Regions from separate parts of the Homo sapiens genome. Here region 1 is linked to region 2. A link is an interaction called in ENCODE POLR2A ChIA-PET data of the cell type or tissue named here. Cell type or tissue: GM12878. All regions are shown on one strand. Links, peaks and the distances in the headings refer to the core of each region. The heading gives the core; the rest is flanking DNA. Region 1 holds the start of PLP2 (proteolipid protein 2). Region 2 overlaps OTUD5 (OTU deubiquitinase 5).

Evidence for each region. Peaks named below come from ENCODE experiments on the same cell type or tissue, not always from the same donor. Only the 100,000 strongest peaks of a DNase experiment are listed, where the experiment ranks them.
Region 1: POLR2A ChIA-PET joins it to region 2 with 5 read pairs; 6 of 35 experiments call an interaction of 5 or more read pairs at or near these places.

Annotation. Positions count from the first base shown.
Region 1 is chrX:49,170,099-49,175,466 of GRCh38, forward strand. It overlaps PLP2 (proteolipid protein 2), which reads left to right and starts at 1,800. Exons shown (of 5, transcript NM_002668.3): 1 at 1,800-1,998; 2 at 3,031-3,183; 3 at 3,290-3,385; 4 at 4,237-4,327; 5 at 4,574-5,137. The coding sequence starts at 1,903. The coding sequence ends at 4,596. It overlaps PRICKLE3 (prickle planar cell polarity protein 3), which reads right to left. Exons shown (of 9, transcript NM_006150.5): 9 at 4,704-5,368. RefSeq lists silencers at 1,677-1,776, 2,297-2,496. In GM12878, for the core only: no CTCF peak of the experiment used is centred there; a DNase peak (open chromatin) is centred at 2,569; H3K4me3 peaks cover 2,133 bases; H3K27ac peaks cover 1,335 bases.
Region 2 is chrX:48,948,367-48,953,734 of GRCh38, forward strand. All of the region lies in intron 1 of OTUD5 (OTU deubiquitinase 5), which reads right to left. Among named protein-coding and RNA genes, the nearest start is that of OTUD5, 6.6 kb to the right of the region's middle. In GM12878, for the core only: no CTCF peak of the experiment used is centred there; no DNase peak of the experiment used is centred there; H3K27ac peaks cover 583 bases.

The DNA.
Region 1 (5,368 bases), core at 351-5,350, 220 kb after region 2:
GTTGCCCAGGCTGGTCTCGAACTCTTGAGCTGAAGTGATTCTCCTACCTCGGCCTCCCAAAGTGCTAGGATTACAGGCATGAGCCACTGCTCCTGGCCTTGGGCTCTAACACTTGAAACAATGCTTGCCCTATTTCTGAGCAACTCAATGCTCACCAACCCCTATTCTCACACAGCCTTTACACTGGCAGGGTCTTATTCTCATCACTGCTCAGAGGTTTATTCCACTGTCCACAATCCATTATCCAAAAACAAAAAGCTCTGGAAACTGATGGTTTTCCCACAAGATAGGCACTATTTGGTTACAAAACCTGACCTGATCTAACGAGGAACAATTTTCTTTCTTCCTTTCTTTTTGTTTTTCCTTTTTTGGAGACAGGGTCTTGCTCTGTTGCCCAGGCAGGAGTGCAGTGGTCTGATCATGGTTCACTGCAGCCTTGAACTCCCAGGCTCAAGCAATCCTCCCACCTCAGCCTCCCGAGTAGTTGGGATTACAGGCACGTGCCACCATGCCTGGGCTAATTTTTTTCTTTTTTCTTTTTTTTTTTTTTTTTTGAGACGGAGTCTTGCTCTGTCGCCCAGGCTGGAGTGCAGTGGCGCAATCTTGGCTCACTACAACCTCCACCTCCCAGGTTCAAGCGATTCTCCTGCCTCAGCCTCCTGACTAGCTGGGATTATAGGCGAGCGCCACCACACCCGGTTCATTTTTTGTGTATTTTTAGTAGAGACGGGGTTTCACCATGTTGGACAGGCTGGTCTCGAACTCCTGACCTCGTGATCTGCCCACCTCGGCCTCCCAAACTGCTGGGATTATAGGCTTGAGCCACCGCGTCCGGCCGCCTGGGCTAATTTTTAAAATTATTTGTAGAGATGAGGTCTCACTGTGTTGCCGAGGTTGATCTCCAACTCTTGGGCTCAAGCGATCCTCCCACCTGAGGCTCCCAGAGTGTTGGGATTACTGGCATGAGCCACTGCGCCCAGCCGAGGAACACTTTTCAATCCTTACCCAGTTATTGTGAACGTTCATACCTTTTCTTGAAGAAATACCGTTTTTGTTGTTGTTGTTGTTTTTGAGACGTAGTTTCGCTCTTGTTGCCCAGACTGGAGTGCAATGGCATGATCTTGGCTCACCGCAACCTCTGCCTCCCGGGTTCAAGCGATTCTCCTGCCTCAGCCTTCCGAGTAGCTGGGATTACAGGCATGCGTCACCGTGCCCAGCTAATTTTTGTATTTTTAGTAGAGACGGTGTTTCTCCATGTTGGTCAGGCTGGTCTCGAACTCCCGACCTCAGGTGATCCACCCGCCTCGGCCTCCCAGTGTTGGGATTACAGGCGTGAGCCACCGCGCCTGGCCCTTTTTTTTTTTTTTTGTAACGCGGCAGCTCCAAACCCCGCTGAGAGTATATGCATGGGAAAACTTTCTGAAATCAAAAATATTCCGAATTCTGGCAACATACTGGGCCCCAAGTCTTTCGGATTTAACTCTGCCTCGGCCGTTTTATTCAGTTAAGGAAACTGAGTCACTCCATCCCAAAGCCAGATTCCCGCGGTTCTAAGCTGAAGCTGTCTCGGGTGCATTTGCATTCCAAAAAGGCGAAGGGTCCCGCTATTACTGCTCCTGGTACCTGGAGCTGCCAAGCACCCCTGCGATGGGGCGCCCCGGGGGCTGTGCGCCAGGCTGGGAGTATCCTTGGGGGGCGGGGCGAGGGGGCTTCCGGGGCGGCAGCCACCTGGCCCGGCTCCGGCCCCGCCCGCGTCAGCTCTGCGCGGTGATTCACTCCCTCCTTCGCCCCGGGGCCCCCTTCCCGGCCAGACGGCGGGCAAGACAGCTGGGTGTACAGCGTCCTCGAAACCACGAGCAAGTGAGCAGATCCTCCGAGGCACCAGGGACTCCAGCCCATGCCATGGCGGATTCTGAGCGCCTCTCGGCTCCTGGCTGCTGGGCCGCCTGCACCAACTTCTCGCGCACTCGAAAGGGAATCCTCCTGTTTGCTGAGATTGTGAGCGTTCTGGGGCAGGCGCGTGGGCAAAAGCGGGATGGGGTGGCTGGACCATGCGGAACTGGATGGTCCGGGTGAGGCAGGCACTTGGCCGGGGCGCTCGGCAGTGGGGTGCAGGTGGGTGGGTTCACGGTGGAGGCCCGAAACCCGGGGCGCAGGGCGAGTCGGTGGGGTTTGACGAAGGTTGTTGAGATCTGGTGGTCCCCGGGGTGAAGCAAGGAGCCTATAACGCATACGGAGGGCTACGTGGGGACAGCCTGCGTGAACTCATCAGTGGACGCATCGAAGGGGTCCCAGGGTGCTGGGAAGTGGGGGCCTCCTGTGGCAGGGCGTGGCGCGGCCTGGGCACAGGAGGGCGGGCTGGCAGCGCGCCCAGGGGCAGGGCCTGTTGGGGTGGGGCCCCCCCGCCCCGCGCTAGTCCCGCGGTGTAGAGCGCCCCGCCCTTCGCCAGTTCTTCCTCGCCCTTCAGAGGCCGGGCGGGATGTCCTTAGCTTTTCGGGGTTTCCACCCTTCTCAAAGTGGGCGCCGCCTTTGAGTCACTTGTAAAAGGGGTGCGGCGCCTTTAACGGAGTCCTGCCTCTCTGGTGTCACTCTCACCGCTTCCCAAAGGGGTTGCTGGGGGAACCGCGTGTTCCGCCCCGGTCAAGGCCACAAAGCTGGCGTCAGCGGGGCTCACAAAACACCTGGCAGCGCCACTCCCCTCAGGCTGCCCGTAACCTAGAAGGGAAAAGAGGAAACTGAGGCACCCAACTCTACTCCTTACTTGTTGGGTGACCCTGGCCAAGCCATTAAACCTCTCTGTGCCTCAGTTTTCTCGTCTATAAATTAGAAAGAGTAATAATAGTACCCAGAGCATTAGATTGTCGTGATGATTGAATTTGGAACACAGTGAGCACATAAAAAGTGTTTAGCTATTATTGTATGTCATTTCCCCAGCCCTCGTAGGCATCTTAGTATGGGACCCCCAATTTAAACCAATCTTCTCAGCCCTGGTTGCTGATTGAGGTCCCCTTTCCCATGTCACCCTTCCAGATATTATGCCTGGTGATCCTGATCTGCTTCAGTGCCTCCACACCAGGCTACTCCTCCCTGTCGGTGATTGAGATGATCCTTGCTGCTATTTTCTTTGTTGTCTACATGTGTGACCTGCACACCAAGATACCATTCATCAACTGGCCCTGGAGTGTGAGAAGGGGTCCACAATGGCAAGACCAGGGAGGGGTCTGGGCAGTTAGGATTGTCGGGGAACTGTGGTTGCTGACTTCCCTCTTCTCCTCCCTACACCTCACAGGATTTCTTCCGAACCCTCATAGCGGCAATCCTCTACCTGATCACCTCCATTGTTGTCCTTGTTGAGAGAGGAAACCACTCCAAAATCGTCGCAGGGGTAAAGGCCATGGGAGCAGCTCTGAAGCACAGAGCGAAGGGTTTGAGGAGCCAGGGACCATTTCTGCCTTTGCTTCTGGCAGAAATCGTGTGACCCACAGCAAGTCACACTTGTCCTCAGACATGGAGGAAAGTCTGGCCCAGGACTTGGTTTTGCCTCCCAAGGTCTTCATTTGCTGTGAAGGGAAGTCCCTTGTCAGACACAAGGACCTTGGTGAGAGGTACAAACAGGCGGCCCCTTTGTCAATGCACTAGACTACCATCTGCAAGAACTTTGTCCCAAATGTAGTAGAAATTGGGGCCGGGCGCAGTGGCTCATGCCTGTATTCCCAGCACTTTGGGAGGCTGAGGCCGAGGCAGGCAGATCACTTGAGGTCAGGAGTTCAAGACCAGCCTGGCCAACATGGCGAAACCCCATCTCCACTAAAAATACAAAAATCAGCCGGGCATGGTGGTGGGCGCCTATAGTCCCAGCTACTCAGGAGGCTGAGGCAGGAGAATCACTTGAACCCAGAAGACAAAGGTTGCAGTGAGCCAAGATCATGCCACTCACTCCAGCCCCAGTGACAGATGGGTGACAGAGTGATACTGTGTCTCAAAAAAAAAAAAAGTATGACTTGAATTGTGCCCCCTACGGGTAGGGCCACAGTGTGGCCTCCCTGTGTTGAGAGGTATAGGAGGAGGGAGAGTGGGGTAGGATGCACTCTCTTGGCCTTTCCCTGGCTTACCAACCCGGTGCTTGAGTCCCATCCTGCGTGGGGCAGGTGCTGGAGGTGGTGGATACAAGAAGATAAGAGACTGAGTAACCTGACCAGCTAATCTAAACCCCCTCACTCCTATCCTGTCCCCCAGGTACTGGGCCTAATCGCTACGTGCCTCTTTGGCTATGATGCCTATGTCACCTTCCCCGTTCGGCAGCCAAGACATACAGCAGCCCCCACTGGTAAGTGTGTGTGTGTGTTGGTTGGGGGTAAGGGGGTTGCTGAGAGGGCAGAGGGAAAAAGGAAAGGGATCTCTTAAAGGCACGAATGCCAACTCTGGTCTCGTATTGGTACTTAGGGCTTTTGTACCAATAGGTACCATAAGCTTCGGTATTCTTGTGTGTAAAATGTTCATGGACTTTGGATCTTGTTTTAAAAAATGGGCATATAGATTCAGCCAATGCTTTCTCTCTTTTCCTCACCTGCAGACCCCGCAGATGGCCCGGTGTAGGCGAACTTCCCTCATTTCTCTCTGCAATCTGCAAATAACTCCTCCATTGAAATAACTCCTCCCCACCCCAACAACAACATTCCCAGCAGACCAACTCCCACCCCCTCTTTGAGGTAAAAGTGCCTTTATTGGGAGACTTTTGTCTTCCAGCCTGCCAATCAACCCTCCTGGGTGTGGCCACCATATGTGTGTGCCTAGGTCCTCCTTCTGCACGATCCAATAGGAGACACCAGTTCTGACTGAACCATGCCCCCACCTAAGTCACAAAATGAGGGAAGTGGGGAGTTAGATTTCAGAGTCCAGGCCCTAGGTTGGGACCCACTCCAAATAATCTCCTCGGTGTGGGTGGTGGTTCTATAGAGGGATAAATGAATAATAAACATTGTTAAAATATACGATAATGAATAAAGTAATCCTTTCATCAAATGTGGGTAAATTTCAAGCATCAGGAGGGGGAAATGGAGTGGAAACAGCTGGGGCAAGGAGGCAAAGAAGCCAGGCCTGTTTTACAACAAATATTAAATTACTTCAATAATACAAACGAGAGGCCCGGTGCGGTGGCTCATGCCTGTAATCCCAGTCCTTTGGGAGGCTGCGGGAGGATTGCTTGAGCCCAGGAGTTCTAGACCAGCCTGGGCAACATGGCAAAACCCCATCTCTACCAAAAAATTAAAAAATTAGCTGGGAACGCTGACACGAGCCTGGAGTCCCAGCTACTTGGGAGGCTGAGGTGGGAGGATAGCTTGAGCCCAAAACTTTTGAGGCTGCAGTG
Region 2 (5,368 bases), core at 193-5,192:
AAACAAAACAAAAAACAAAAAAACAAAGGCAGAAAGAGAAAGGAGCTGGAGTTTGGATACCAGCAAAGCCTAGTGTAGAGGCAACAGGGAAGGCCCCCACGAGCCACAGCATGGAGGACATACCTTGCAGCCCATCCACAGAATATCCTGGTTTGTCTCTAAACATGAAAGAGACCTGAATAGGCCCCTCGCACTGCAGGGTTTGGGTCCTGGGGCAGTCAAACTGGCATCCAGGCTTGGATCTAGAGGCTGGACTGCTAGCCACCCACTGGCTTTGTCATCAGCAGCCTGAGGAGTTTGGGCTCTGGCCCTTCTCTTTCTCCTTTTGGGGAGAAAATGTTGCTCAGGAAGGGCTAGTAGGGGTGGGGGGTAGGGGATAGCTCAGCCATAGATAAGTTTAAGCTCCAACAATGCCCTGGCCTGAGGAGATTGTGAACCTTGCAAACTCATCGCTGAGCCTATGGGAAAATCCCTCCATATCTTTGAGCCTCCACAAAAAGGCTGAGTAAAGCTCCCTAACACCAGAGGATCCCAGGAGCTGAGGCAAGATTCTGTAACCTAGTGGTCTAAGGGCCCAAGTGAAGTTGGAGCAGGCTGTGGAACCCAACTGACTTAGGTTCCAATCTAGCTCCACCAATTATTAGCCATGTGATGATGAACTGCTCTGAGCCACAGTTTTCCAATCTGTGAATGGGGATACCAAGCCTCCCAATAATAGGGATGCTGGGCAGACTCAAATATTACAGGGCTTTGCCCAGTAAGAGACCACTTAATGAGTTCCCTTCCCTTCCCCAGGAGGGAAAAAAGCCTCTCTAGTAGGCTGATTAATAGCCACGCAAAGATATCAAACCCTAACCCCCCTGGAACTTGTAAATGTTACCTTATAATGAAAAAGGTAGGGCCAGGCGTCGTGGCTCATGCCTGCAATCCCAGCACTTTGGGAGGCTAAGGCAGGCAGATCGCTTTGAGCTCAAGAGTTCAAGACTAGCCTGGGCAACATGGTGAAATCTCATCTCTACAAAAAATACAGGCCAGGTACGGTGATTCACGCCTGTAATCGCGGCACTCTGGGAGGCCGAGGCGGGTGGATCACCTGAGGTCAGGAGTTCGAGACCAGCCTGGCCAACATGGTGAAACCCTATCTCTACTAAAAATACAAAAATTAGCTGGTCATGGTAGCAGGCGCCTGTAATCCCAACTACTCAGGAGGCTGAGGCAGGAGAATCGCTGGAACCTGGGAGGCGAAGGTTGCAGTGAGCCGAGATAGCACCACTGCACTCCAGCCTGGGTGACACAGCGAGACTCCATCTCAAAAACAAATAAATAAACACCAAAAATTAACCGGGCATGGTGGCTCGCACCTGTGGTCCCAGCTACTCAGGAGGCTGAGGCTGGAGGATCACTTGAGTCCAGGAAGTGGAGGGTGCAGTGAGCCAAGATTACGCCACTGCACTCCAGCCTGGGTGACAGAGGCCAGCACTGTCTGAAAAGAAAAGAAAAGCCCGGGCACAGTGGCTCATGCCTGTAATCCCAGCACTTTGGGAGGCCGAGGCGGGTGGATCAACTAAGGTCAGGAGTTTGAAACCAGCCTGGCCAACATGGCAAAACCCCATCTCTACTAAAAATACAAAAATTAGCCAGGTGTGGTGGTGGGCGCCTGCAATCCCAGCTACTCAGGAGGGTGAGGCAGGAGAATAGCTTGAACCCAGGAGGCGGAGGTTGCGGTGAGCCGAGACTGCGCCTGGGTGACAGAGTGAGATTCCACCTCAAAAAAAAAAAAAAAAAGAGAAGAGAAAAGAAAAAAAGTGTTTGCAGATGTAATTAACTTACATTATTAAATCTGGAGATGGGGGGTTATCTTAGAGTATCAGGTAGGACCTAAATGCAATCACAAGTGTCCTTATAAAAGAGAGACAGAGGGAAATTTGATACAGACAGAAAAGGAAACCACATATACAGAGAAGGCGATGGTGAAGATGGAGGCAGAGATTAGAATGATGCAGTCATAAACCAAGGAATGTTGGCAGCCACGAGAGGCTAGAGAAGGTCTAAATTCTCCCTGAGAGCTTCCAGAAGGAGTGTGGCCCTGCCAACACTTTGATTTGGATGCAGTGAAACTGATTGTGGACTTCTGGCCTCCAGAATTGTGACAGAATAAACTTCTCTCTCTCTTTTTTTTTTTTTTTTTTTTTTTGAGATGGAGTCTCGCTCTGTCACCCAGGCTGGAGTGCAGTGGCGCAATCTCAGCTTACTGCAACCCCCACCTCACTGCAACCTCCAATCCGTCTCCTGGGTTCAAGCAATTCTCTGCCTCAGCCTCCCGAGTAGCTGGGATTACAGGCACCCACCACCACACCCAGCTAATTTTTATATTTTTAGTAGAGATGGGGTTTTACTATCTTGGCCAGGCTGGTCTTGAACTCCTGACCTCGTGATCCACCCGCCTCGGCCTCCCAAAGTGCTGGGATTACAGGGGTGAGCCACCGCACCCGGCCAACTTCTGTTGTTTTAAACCACCCAGTCTGTGGTAACATTTGTCACAACAGCCACAGGAAACTAACACACCCCCCTTGGTAGCACTCCTTGGTGTCTGTTCCCTAGTGCCTCACAGGTGTGAGACAATATGGCATGGATCCCGCTCTGCAAGGTCCACCTGCCTACCATCCTCCAGGGTGGGAGGTTAGAATTAAGGCAGCAGGGGCCTGGAATCTCCCTTCTCACCCTGGGAAACTACTGACCCTGCCTATGGATGGATGAGCTGCCACTGAAGTGGGGGTGGGGTGGGGGGGCAAAAGATGGCAGCAGCAGTGGCAGTTCATGGACAGATGTCTTCCCAGAGCCTATGGTCAAAAGGTGTTTAGCATTCTGTGACTCACAGCTCTGTCCCAGCAGCCCTGGTGCCAAGACCACCCCCTCCAGCAAAGCACCCAGGAACACTAGCCTGGCTCCATGGACAAAACACAGGGGGCCAGGCGTGGTGGCTCACGCCTGTAATCCCAGCACTTTGGGAGGCCGAGGTGGGCGGATCACGAAGTCAGGAGATCGAGATCATCCTGGCTAACACAGTGAATCCCTGTCTCTACTAAAAATACAAAAATATTAGCCAGACGAGGTGGCAGGCACCTGTAGTTCCAGCTACTCGGGAGGCTGAGGCAGGAGAATGGTGTGAACCTGGGAGGTGGAGGTTGCAGTGAGCCAAGATCGCGCCACTACACTCCAGCCTGGGGGACAGAGTGAGACTCCATCTCAAAAAAAAACACACACAGGCAACCCATCCAACGAGGAACATAGACACACTACTCTCTAAGGACCAACACAAGCCCTCCAGGGCAGAAGGGGAGAAGAGCAAGGCCCCAACATTTGGCTAGGCCACTGAGGGCAGGGGGATTAAAAACCTCTAAGATTGGCAGGGTGCGGTGACTCACACCTGTAATCCCAGCACTTTGGGAGGCCAAGGCAGGCAGATCACCTGAGGTCAGGAGTTCAGGAGACCAGCTTTGCCAACATGGTGAAACCCCATCTCTACTAAATATACAAAAATTAGCCGGGTGTGGTGGCAGATGCCTGTAGCCCCAGCTACTTGGGAGGCTGAGGCAGGAGAATCACTTGAACCCGGAAGCCGGAGGTTGCAGCGACCTGAGATTGCGCCACTGCACTCCAGCCTGGGCAGCAGAGCAAGACTCCACCTTAAAAAAAAAACAAAAACAAAAACAAAAACCAAAAAACAAAAAAACCCAAGGTCCTGTTATTCAGTAATAGAAAGGAATGAAGCACTGATGTATGCTACAACATGGATAAGCCTTGAACATATTATGCTAAGTGAAAAAAGCCAAGTAACAAACAACTGCATATTCTATTATTCCATTTACATGAAACATCCAGAACAGACAAATCAATCAAGCCAGAAAGTAGATTAGTGGTTGCCAGAGGCTGGAAAGGGATGAGGAAATTGGGGGATCATAGCTAAAGAGTGCTGGATTTCTCTTTAAGGTGATGAAAATGTTCTAAAATGGACTGTAGTGATGTGATGGACGCACAAATCTGTGAATATACTAAAAGCCACTGAACTGTACACTTCAAAGAGGTGAATAGTATGGTACATGAATTACATCTCATTAAAGTTGTTAAAAGAAACACACCCAAGGGCTCAGCACCAGCCAAGGACGCTGAACACTGCTTGAAATGTCCTAGCACAATCCCCAAAGGCCAAGGGGTCCCACTTAAAACTTTCATGAAGGGTGAGGGGAGTGGGAGCAGGGAGGAGACTATAACTTGCTTCAGAGCAATGAGTCCAACCTCCCTCCTCAACACTACCCATTTCATGGAGGGAGAAACCAAGAACCAGAAAAGAGAACTGCCTGAAGACCACAGAAAAGCTTACTGCAGAAACAGGACTCAAATCCACGTTGCCTGGGCAGAGACCCCTTCCTGCTTCCCCACCAGCTAGCTACCCAATTCCAGTTGGGGTAAGAAGAGCCCAAGAAATCAGCAGGTTCCTAGATGCCAAATGAAGGGCCTTTGCTATCAAAGATAGGTTACTAGGAGTGGACAAAGGCTCCTAGGAAGAACCAAGATGACCCTGGGGCAAACTGCCCATTCTGGGCAAGAGGAAGAACCGGCCAAGGTCCAAGGTGTGCAAGGTCAGACACACCTGGGCATGGACAAACTTTTGCAAAATGGGCAGCTGAGGGGGCAAGTAGTTTGCCTAAAGCTATAAAGCAGGTAAGGAGGAGATGCTGAGGTCTGGAGGTGATGAGAGAATTGAGGGATGATGGCTCAAAGCTTGCCTTGCTCCAAAGCCCAAACTCCACACACAACTCTACCTCTCTACACCACTATCCAACAGGCCTCCTGACAGGAAATCCCATCGAGCTTGTTCATTACAACATGGCTGCCCACAAAAAATGGCTGTTCATCAACCCTGAGCCTCACACAAAACAGGCTGCTTGTCCTGCCCACCAAGCTTGGATGGCTGAGAGGGAACAGAGGAGCCAGGAAGAGAGGGGAGAAACCCAGTTCCTCCTCAAAAGACATCCACCATTCTTTGCCACCTCCAGGTCCAGAGAACTTTGGACTGAGTTCCCTAAAATCCCAAAGCTAAACAACACCTCACCAGCATTTTGCCTGGCCAGTGAGGAAACTGAGGCCCAGAGAGCATAGGTAGAACCTACCCTGGTTCATCCAGCAAAGCCTTGAAAGACCCAGAGTTGGAACCCAGGCACCAACTACCGTGCCACACCCAGCTTTTTCCACCACCTCAGTTCACATGCCCCTTCTCAAAGAGCTCTGTGGGGTCTCCAAACTCAGGATGCTTACAGGCCAACCTTTTCATAGAGCAGACTCTCAGCAAGGCAGCCATGCCTGGGAA